Linked DNA regions of Homo sapiens: region 2 is linked to region 1. A link is an interaction called in ENCODE POLR2A ChIA-PET data of the cell type or tissue named here. Cell type or tissue: HepG2. All regions are shown on one strand.

Evidence for each region. Peaks named below come from ENCODE experiments on the same cell type or tissue, not always from the same donor. Only the 100,000 strongest peaks of a DNase experiment are listed, where the experiment ranks them.
Region 2: POLR2A ChIA-PET joins it to region 1 with 5 read pairs; 6 of 35 experiments call an interaction of 5 or more read pairs at or near these places.

The regions. Positions count from the first base shown.
Region 1 is chr9:133,889,762-133,894,761 of GRCh38, forward strand. All of the region lies in intron 2 of VAV2 (vav guanine nucleotide exchange factor 2), which reads right to left. Among named protein-coding and RNA genes, the nearest start is that of VAV2, 100 kb to the right of the region's middle. In HepG2, no CTCF peak of the experiment used is centred here; a DNase peak (open chromatin) is centred at 2,710; H3K4me3 peaks cover 351 bases.
Region 2 is chr9:133,948,242-133,953,241 of GRCh38, forward strand. All of the region lies in intron 1 of VAV2 (vav guanine nucleotide exchange factor 2), which reads right to left. Among named protein-coding and RNA genes, the nearest start is that of VAV2, 42 kb to the right of the region's middle. RefSeq lists enhancers at 150-659, 660-1,169, 1,680-2,190. In HepG2, no CTCF peak of the experiment used is centred here; no DNase peak of the experiment used is centred here.

The DNA of each region.
Region 1 (5,000 bases):
AAAAAATTTTTTTCTTCTCTGTCCCCCGTTAAACCTAATCAGGCTTCCCCGATGTGATGGTGTTTTACTCATGTCTCAACTGTTAATGTCGATACAAGGCTGAAGACCCCACAGCTTCCATGAAAAAAGAACTCCAGGCTGGAATATTAGTGTTTCCCATGAATAATACATGACCCCGCAGGGCCACTCCTGGGATGACTCCACGAATTACTGTCTCTGCAGTGGAAGGACCTGTCATCCTGGCTGGGAAAATTAGCTAGTAACTAACAGGATATGGGCACACTCCGGGAGGCTATGGTGCCAGGGTGTGGGATGGTGACTCGCAGGGGCTGAGGCAGGTCCCCAGGCAGGAGTGGCAGCCAGGGCATGGGCAGCACGGATCGTGCCAGCCTGGCACATCCACAGGGCACAGAGCCCTCCACACAGCCGAGACTCCAGGGGGTGGAACCAGGGAGCCCAGGCCGGGAGTCTGGGCAGTGGTTTCTTCCGAGGAGCCAGAACTCGGCTCCACCGCGACCACACGGAGCCTTGCTGCCTGTCACAGAGGGACTGACGGCGCGTCTCACGCAGGCCGTGGGGCAACCAGGAGGAATCGTGGCTGTGAGTCCAGGAGTGAGCACGGACTGCAGCTTCCCAGCCCCGGACTACATTTCTTCCTTCCAAGAGGTGCAGGAAGAAACCACTTGGGAGAGCAGAAATGGGAAAAGTGCCGAGGGTCAAGGGGCCACGGCTCTCCCTAGCTGGAGCAAAGACGACCGCCCCCCACCACCCCCTAGAGTCCCTCTCCCCTTTGTCCATGAGAGGCAGATGCTTGATGGCTCAGGACTGCCTGCTAAAGACAGCACTCCCCACCCTCCCTTGCAGAAAGGAATGGCCCCAGAACCACGCTCTGGACACTGTGTAAGAAAGGAAGGGGAGGTGAGGAAGGGTCATGCACTTAAAAGGAAACAGCTGCCTCCCCTGCTTCTTTCCTGCTGCATGGAACACGGACGAGATGGCAGGAGCTCAGCAGCTACCTTGAAGCACTTAGGTGGAAGCCGCACGCTGGTGACGGCAGAGTGAGATATTCAGCACGCCTGAGCTGCTTGTGGGGACTATGGCACTGCCTGGGATGTGGGCACTACGGAGGGGCATCTCTCTTGCTACCTCACTGCCAGCCACCCATCCCTGCAAACTGGCAAGGACCTGCCACCTTTCACACCTGATAAACAAAAATACTTTAAGGTCTTCTAATATCTATTTGGGCATTTTCTGGTCTGAAGTGGGGAAGTTAAATGAAATAAGGTAGAGGAGTGAAAAATGTAAAAAAGGCAAAGAAGATTTTCTCTCCAAGGCTCTTGCAAGGGAGCACCAGAGCCCTGCTCAAGGTGCTCAGCAAGCAGAGGCCCGGGGGACAAGGGTGCAGGGGGCTGCCAGGGCCCGGCACTCACGCCACCCTCAGGAACACAGTCTCCAGCTCCAGCTTCTTCTCCCTCCCTCCCTCCCACTCTCAGCAGGAGGGATGGGGGGGAGGGTGGTGGGGAGGGATGGAGGGAAGGGATGGGGGATGGAGGGGGAGACAGAGGGGAGGAATAGAAGGGAAGGGATGAAGGGGGAGGGATAAAGGGGAGGGATGGAGGGGGAGGGAAGGGAGATGGAGGGGAGATGGAGGGGGGATGGAGGGGGGACGGAAGGGGAGGGATGAAGAGGAGGGATGAAGAGGAGGGATGGAGGGGGAGGGATGAAGGGGGACAGATAGAGGAGAAGGATGGAGGGGAGGCATGGAGGGGGAAGGATGGAGAGGGATGGAAGGCGAGGTATGGAGGGAAGGGATGGAGGGGAAGGAGGGAAGGGAGGGAGGGGAAAGAAGGAGAGGGATGGAGGGGAGGGAGGGCGGGGGATGGGGGAGGGATGGAGGGGGAAGCGGGAGGGATGAAGAGGAGGAATGGAAGGGGAGGGATGAAGGGGGAGGGATGGAGGGGAGGGATGGAGAGGAGGCATGGAGGAGAGGCAGGGAGGGGGAGCGATGGAGAGGGATGGAAGGAGAGGTATGGAGGGGAGGGAGGGAGAGGGATGGAGGGGGATGGAGGGAGAGGGATGGAAGGGGATGGAGAGGAGGGATGGAGGGGAGGCATGGGGATGGAGTTGGGAGAGGTGGGGATAGAGGGCGTGGAGTGAGAATGGAGGAGAGGGGTAAAAGTAGTGGATGAGTGGACCAAGGCATTCGGGGGAGAGGTGGAGAGAGAGGGAGAGAGGAAAAGGGGATGGAGGAGAGGGACAAAGGACGGGGTGCCAGGGGTGTGGGGAGACGAAAGGGATGAAAGAGGTGGGGTGTGGGGAGGAGGGGGAAGGAGAGGGATGGGGGCATTGGGTACGGGGTGGAAGGGACCCAAGGGCGGGGTGGGGGATGATGGAACAGAGGCCAGTGGTGCAGGGGAGGGGTAGAGGGGGATAAAGGGGAGATGAGGGGAGGGGTGGGGATCAGCAAGGGGCCTGCTCAGGTGCCAGTGGGAACAGGTGTCCCGGGTTGGCTGCATGGGGCTGTGCTGCTAGGAAGTGAGGCCTCCTGGTGCTTCCGCAGGGCTGCAGGGCTTTGTGAGCCAGGAGTGTCCTTTGAACACAAACAAGCCTCTGTTTATTTTGGAAATGTGGGGGCTGAGGAGGTGGGGAGTGAAAGCTGACACTCATTAGAGCACCCTTACCAGTGCACACACCTCTGTCTATAAGCACACTGGGGAGGAGACAGAATTAAGTCACTTGGCCAAGATCATCCCAGGGGTCAGCAAAAATCAATCTGCATCAATCCCTGGGCCCCATGCAGGGCTCGGCCAAAGGGCAGCCGAGCACCTAACCCGCCTGGCCGTCCCTCCTGGGTCTCCGTGCCTGAATCGGGCGTCAGAGTCCAGCAGAGACAACTGTCCTTCGGCTCCAACAGGGACACAGGGGCACAAGGAGCTCAGGAGGGCAGGGCAGGCTGAGCTGCAGGGCTAGAGGGAGGAGAGGACTCACAGGCCAGAGATGCAAGAGGAGGGGCGAATCCGGGCCAGGCTTCAGCTCAGAGGCCATTGCAGACGAGAAAAGCGGACCTGGCCCAGCCTTGGCAATAAAAAGCATTCCAGGTTCTTGTAAGGGGGAAAGAAAGAGCCAAGCGGTCTCCATCCACGGGGAACTTGCCCGAGCCCACCCCCAGAATTATCATCAGGATGATGTCTCACAAAAAGACTTCAAAGTGAGACCAGGAACACCATCTTCCTGGTCGTGAGGAGCAGGTTTTGCTGGGCGGTGAGGGGCCCTGGCCCTTAGACACGCAGTAAGGCGGACTCAGCTGCCCTTTCTCTCAGAGGACAGCACGGTCCAAGATCTATGGCTCTGAGTCCGATCTGGGCACTTACCAGACAGCCTGAGTCCCACCTCCCGCGAAGACTCCTCTTGCCACCCTCCCAAATCCACAGGCCTCTAAAGGTGGGAGTCTGACAGCCAGGTGCCTTCAGGCTGTGGAGGGGTCACACAAAGGCCCCACAGCTGCAGGGTGGAGGGTGGAGAGGGCTGAAGAGGAAGGGAAGAAGGAGAAAGGGAGGGAGGAAAGAAGGAAGGAGGCTCGGGTGGCGAAGGCGGCGGCAACAGCAGCTGGGCCTCAGCTGGTCCTCGGTCCCACAGTCGGGCAGCGCCACGGTGGGGCAGCGTGGAGGAGGAGGCCCTAGCGACAACTCTGGGGTCCTCAGGTGGCAAGGGACCTGCCCCGCACGGCCGCCTACCAGGGGCGAGCCCTCCCTCCCCGGCCTTCATAAAAGCAAAATCTAGACAAAGGAGCCAAGATGGCCGACACCCACTCCGGCCAGCTCCAAAGGTCACCTTCAAGAAACGGAGTTTGCAGGAAGTCAACGGTGCCTGCAGAACAGGGGCGAGCACCCAGCCCAGCCAAGGCCAGGAGGAGCCCAAGCCTTCCTCCGTCGCCACACGGCAGCTTTCATTGCCTGAACCTCGGAGGGTGGCGGGACGGTGATTCCACCCACAGCCGCGATGACCGAGGCCCAGCATCGCAGCAAGTGGCAGAGAAGCCAGAGTCCAACTACCGCCCCTGAAACCCACCGCACCTGACCCACACAGCAGCGGCGAGAGTCGGGCGCCCACGTGTACCACACACACAGTTGAATGCTTTACTGGACCTCACGGATCCTCACAGACCTCTGGAAAGTTCTGTCGTAATCTCCACCTTACATCTGCAGAAACTGAGGCTCGGGGAGAAGGAAGACAGTAACGGGCCCAAGGCCACCCCGCCAAGCAGCATGACATCCACCCCACAGCCCATGGCTGAGAATCCATCCCCCACTCCCCGCCTCCACTGCCCGTCAGAATTCAGGGAAGCTGCACGGGTGAGACCCTAGAGGTCACCTCGCTGGATCCGCCACAGTACCCACTGCCACCACCATGTCCGCTCTAAAGTGCACTGTGAGGGATCCAGGGACCGTGGACACACAGGGTTCCACCCTTTCCCAAGGATGGGGGAGCCGGGGCCCGGCCTGGCCAGGGATGGTGCCGGCCATCAGCACCGGCTGCAGCCAGACCCAGACCTGGTGCAACTGACCCAAGAAGGAGACCTAAGCTCCTTCAACAAAGGCTGGTGACAGGAGAGGCGGCTGGGTGCATCCATCCACAAAACCAACAGGAACACTGTGGCCACAGGAGCCACAAGGATCACAGGGCCCAATAAAGGTGGAAACCGCCTTTACGCCCTCTGAGCCCAAAGGAGAGGCCCCCAGAAACCCCAGAGCTCCCCGGGTGACCCTGCACAAGGCGGCTGTTGGGAAATTTTGCCACAGTTGCCCTCTGTCCAGGGAGGCATGAGGGCCCAGCAGGGTTCACAGGCTCCCAGGAGGAGGAGGGGCCAGCCCTTTCCCCACCGTCTCAGGCAGATCCTTAACCCCAAGGGGACCACAAACCCCTCCAGGAATCTAAGGAAGGCTGTGGGCCTCTCCCCAGAACACAGGGCACCCCAAGAGGCTCCAGATCCTGGCGCCCAC
Region 2 (5,000 bases), 58 kb after region 1:
TGAACTTCCTTCGCTCGGGCCCATTTCCTCAGCTCCGCACGCACCAGGACCAAGGCGTCAGGCCAGCAGGCTGAGTAATGAACCTGACCCGCCTTTGCGCATGGCCTCGCATGAGTGTCCCCCTTCGCCCAGCTGGGGTGCGGAGCTGCTCTACCTGCTGTGATCTGGAGGAGTGGGGTGGTGTTTTCTTCGTGCATATCAAGGTCTTCGGGGGCCAGCCTTGCCCCCAGGTCAGGGGCAGGCGACTGGCAGAGAGAGGGGCAGGCCAGATCAGCAGGGCAGGCGGCCCGCGTGCCCTCAGGAGTGGAGCTCCCCCCACCAAGAGCAAGCAGCTTGAGCCATGGCTGCTACATTTGTCCACAGGAATGACAGAAAGGGCTGCAACAACAGCGTGTCTCGTTTCACTATTCTGTAAAGGTTTCCAGCATTCTCAGTCTCACTAACACTCGATGTGCTAAAACAACGTCCGGTGGCTCTTCCACTTTCTCCCATAACAAACAGCGCCCGCTGAGTCCGTGCCTGGCGCAGCACGAAGCCCTTGACGTTCCTCTCTGCTTCATCCTGCTAACGAGCTGTCACGTATCCCTGGTCTACAGGTGGAGAAACGGCTCAGGGACCACCCTGCTCATCAGGGTAGTGAGGGGAAGACCCAGGTCTAATCCAGGTGGTCTGGTCCTGTCCCCATGGGAGCCCCACGGCATAGGCAAGAGGCAGCCTAATCTGCGGACAACCTGGGAGGAGGGAGGGTCCCGGCTGGCTTGCGTGAAGGCAGAGCTAGCTGCACACAGGCTCTGTCGGTGGGTGCCTCTCCATCCCTCTGACACCAGCACTCCTGGGGAGAAACATGCTCCTCCCTTACGCTGGGCCCTCCTGCTTCCCAGGGCACCTCCCAGGATGACTACCAAAACGCGACTCACAACGCACTACACCACCTCGGCACTGGTAGAGGAAGCCCTCCAAGTCAGACCCACAGAGGCAAGTCCCTGCCCTTAGCAAGCTTCCGGACCCCTGTCTCTGCACACTTCCCCTCCTTCCCCGAGGACGCCCTGACCCAATTCCGGTGCCTTCCAACACTTTCCACAAGGTCTCCTGGCCACTCCCACCCCCAGCTTTCCAGCTTTGGTTCATTCAAGGTGGGCTGGGGGCCCTGGATGCTGGAGACACGTGGCTGACACGTGGCACCCGCTAGGGCTCTGAGCCTTTGACTGTGCTGTTCCAGTGGCCTGAACACTGTTCCCTATCCCCACTTCCTGACCTTGTCTCTTTCAACCCAAGCCCAGCTCATGAAAGGAAGAAATGGCCTTTCTCCTCCTCTGTACCTGCCCCCTCGAATGGCGGGTCACCTGCTCACCACACTCCAGGCAATGCTGCTGCGAGATGGGAAACAGGCTTCCCAGAGAAGATGCCAGAAGACTCAGAGGGCCCAGCCAGCTGTCTCCAAAACAGGGCCCCGGAGGCATGGATTCAAAATGTCTGCTACCAGAGCTCAGACCCCAAACTCCAACCTGCAGCACGCAGGCAGCCCTGGGTCCAGAATCCCAGGATCTTCCCCAAAAAGGGATGGGGCAAGGTTGCTTTGTGGCTCAAGGCCAGGAGGTCCCAGAGAGGCAGAACACCTGCCCCCGACCCGGGCGTCTCCTGCTGTTTAGGGGTTTCACGCTCAGCTTTTCTCACAGTCTGCTCCTGTGCAGCCTGATTTCCAAACGAGCTCTGCTGCAAACTTCAAGCGCCCAGCCGGTGAGAACCAGCAAGGACCAGCAGCCGTGAAGTCCAGGAACCCCAGTGCTGGGGCTCCCACCCGCTGCCAGGGTCTGTCTGTCCACAGCCCCTGAGCCATGAGGAGTGGGTTCTCAAAGGCTGAAAAGTCAAGATCTCAAGAAAAGAGAGACACTCTGGCTGCCCAGCAACCCCTGGCACAGGCAGGCAGGGCCAGGCCAAGCTGCAGCATTGCCCCTCTCCATCCTGACGGTCAAGTCCTTCCTCAGCAGCACTCGAGAGGAAACCCAGCAAGAAAAATCAATTCTGGAGAAGCCTCATTTGGAAGTCTGAGTGGAGCAGGTGGGCAGCTGGGAGGCTCCTATTCAACTCTGCACCCGCCTCCAGTCCACAGTCAGACACCGAATAAGAGGCACCTACTGCATGCTAGGCCGCCGCCCAGCCGTGCGTGTTCAGAGCCAGCAGCTGAGAGAGGTCTCAGCTTTCCACGCCTGCTCCCCTGAAGCCCTCCAAGGACCCACCTCTGCTGCCGACGGTGGGTTTAAGCCAAGGCGGGGGGTATAAAGAGTGGCCCACACAATCGGGACTTCAAGGTCAGGGTCAAACCAAAGGTTTTCTATAAAGCTAGCAGTAAATTGCTTTTCTAGTATTTCTCTTTATAACCATCTTCCCTGAGCCGGCTTCCGAGTGCCGGAGGGTTCAAATCCTACTCTCTGGCCACCTGGCTCTGAGCAATTAGCCCAGACGCACGCCTGCGCCTCGGCCCTCCGGGTTGCTCTCATAGGACCTCAGCCCCTCCTCTCTGCTGCAGCCCACAAGCCATCTGTGAAACGGGCTCTTGTCTCTGCCACCTCATTTTCTCCATTTCTTCCCCCTTCCGGAAAGCGGCCTCCGAGGTCAACATGAGGGCATTCGCACGCTCTCTGGAGCGCCCTATCTCCAGCGCAATTGGACAATCCAACTCCAGACGGACCCAAGCAGAGGGCGCGATTCTTCCCGTTCCCCCACCACCCACTAAAATGAAAGCCAAATGGATCCCTTCACAGCCAGCAGACACCGGATGATCGCTCTCCAGTCTGAAGGAACGATTCTCGCTATTATCCCTTCCTGCTGGGCTAAAAATATTGAAGGAAAAATGCAACCGCAGCACTAGAGAGCTTCCCAAGCAGGGGGGTAAAACTGAGCCTCCTTCTATGATCAGAAACCAAAGGCAGGCACAGCCCTTGGCTATGGAGGCAGCAAGGTGGGAGGCGGCCTCTTCCCCTGCAGAAGGCCACAAGCCAGCCATGCGACAGCAAAGTGTCAAAAACTCTTCTTAGTCAATTGCCAAACGGGCAACTACGGGGGCTGGAGAACAAGAGCTGGCACCCAGCAGGGTCAGAGCAGGAGTAGAACAGGGACTGTGGGGCTTTCAGCCTGAAAAGTGTCCCTCATGCCCGCCATGTCCCCATTTGGAGCTCCTGCTGGAGCCTCTCCTGCAGGTGCCTACAAAGCCCCACCCACTGGTGAGTGGCCGTCACCCGCCAGGCAACCCCAGCTGGACCCAATGTGGCACCTCCTCCTCAGCAGTCCCTGTGCTTCGTGAGGCCCATATGTGGGAGCTGGGAGCGCTAGACTAGAACCCCTCTCAGCCTGGACCCCCGGGACCTGCCCTTCACCTCTCAGAGCCTCAGTTTCCTCACCTGTCAAGCAGGGGTGGCAGTCATACCCACAGCAGCTGACACCAGACCACGGGTGGGTCACTCACCTTGTGCTGGGGACAGGGCTTTTAGGCTGCTCGGCTCTGCTGCAGGAATAGGATCCTCAAAGCAGAGGCGGTTTCCCCATTTTACAGATGGGCAGAGTGAGGCTTCAGGAAGCGTAGTTATCTGCTTGGAGTCTTAGGCAGCTGCTCAGGATGCTACAGCAAAATCCCACAGCCCGGGAAGCTTGTAAACCCAGGGGCTTCTTTCTTGTAGCTCCAGAGCCTGGAAGCCCAGTGCCAGCGTGGTCAGGTTCCAGTGGCTTCTCCTTGTACCATTACACAGCAGAGATGTACCCTTACATCCACAGAGAGTAGAGAGAAGCAGTCCCTTTTGGTACTCTTAAAAGGGACCATCCTATTCATGAAGGGTCCGCTCTTACGACCTCATCTAAACCCAATTACCTCAAAAGGCCCCAGCTCCTAATAACGTCACATTTTGGGGTAGGGTTTCAACATAGGAATTTTGGGGAGACACAAACATTCAGTCCATAACAGCAAGTGTAATGGGTTGAATGGGTGGGCCCCAAGGAGACAGGTCTGCATCCAGACCCTGAGAAGCCTATTTGTGACCTTACTTGGAAAAACAGTGTTTGCAGGTAAAATTAAATTGATGCTCTCAAGGCCGGGTGCGGTGGCTCACGTCTATAGTCCCAGCACTTTGGGAGGCCGAGGCAAGCAGATCATGAGGTCAGGAGTTCGAGAACAGCCTGGCCAACGTGGTGAAACCCCATCTCTACTAAAGATACAAAAAATTAGCCAGGCATGGTGGCACGCACCTGTAATCCCAGCTACTCGGGAGGCTGAGGCAGGAGAATTACTTGAACCCAGGAGGCGGAGGTTGCAGGGAGCCGAGATCGCACCATTGCACTCCAGCCTGGGCAAAAGAGCAAGACTCTGTCTCGGGGAAAAAAAAAACAAACCTGAGGCTCTCGAGATAAGATAATCCCAGATTACCCAGTAGGCCCTAAATCCAAGTGTCCCTAGAAGAGAAGACAGAAGACAAGAGGCCGTGTGACGACAGAGGCACAGATTGGCATGATGCAGCCACAAGCCAAGGAGTGCCTGGGGCCACCAGAATCTTGAAAAGGCAGGATGGAGCCTCTCCTAGAGCCTGCAGAGGTTGCACAGCCCCACTGACACCTAGAACCTGGAGGGAGCATGGCCCCCGGGACACCTAGAACCTGGAGGGAGCATGGCCCCACTGACACCTAGAACCTGGAGGGAGCATGGCCCCCGGGACACCTAGAACCTGGAGGGAGCATGGCCCCCGGGACACCTAGAACCTGGAGGGAGCATGGCCCCCGGGACACCTAGAACCTGGAGGGAGCATGGCCCCCGGGACACCTAGAACCTGGAGGGAGCACGGCCCCACTGACACCTAGAACCTGGAGGGAGCACAGCCTGCCAACATCTAGAACCTCCAGAGGCAGCACAGCCCTGCCAACACCTAGAGCTTCCAGAGGGAGCACAGCCCTGCTGACACCTTGGTTTCAGGCTCGCGGCCTCCAGGGCTGCTGCTGGAAGGCGCTGGCCTGTGGTT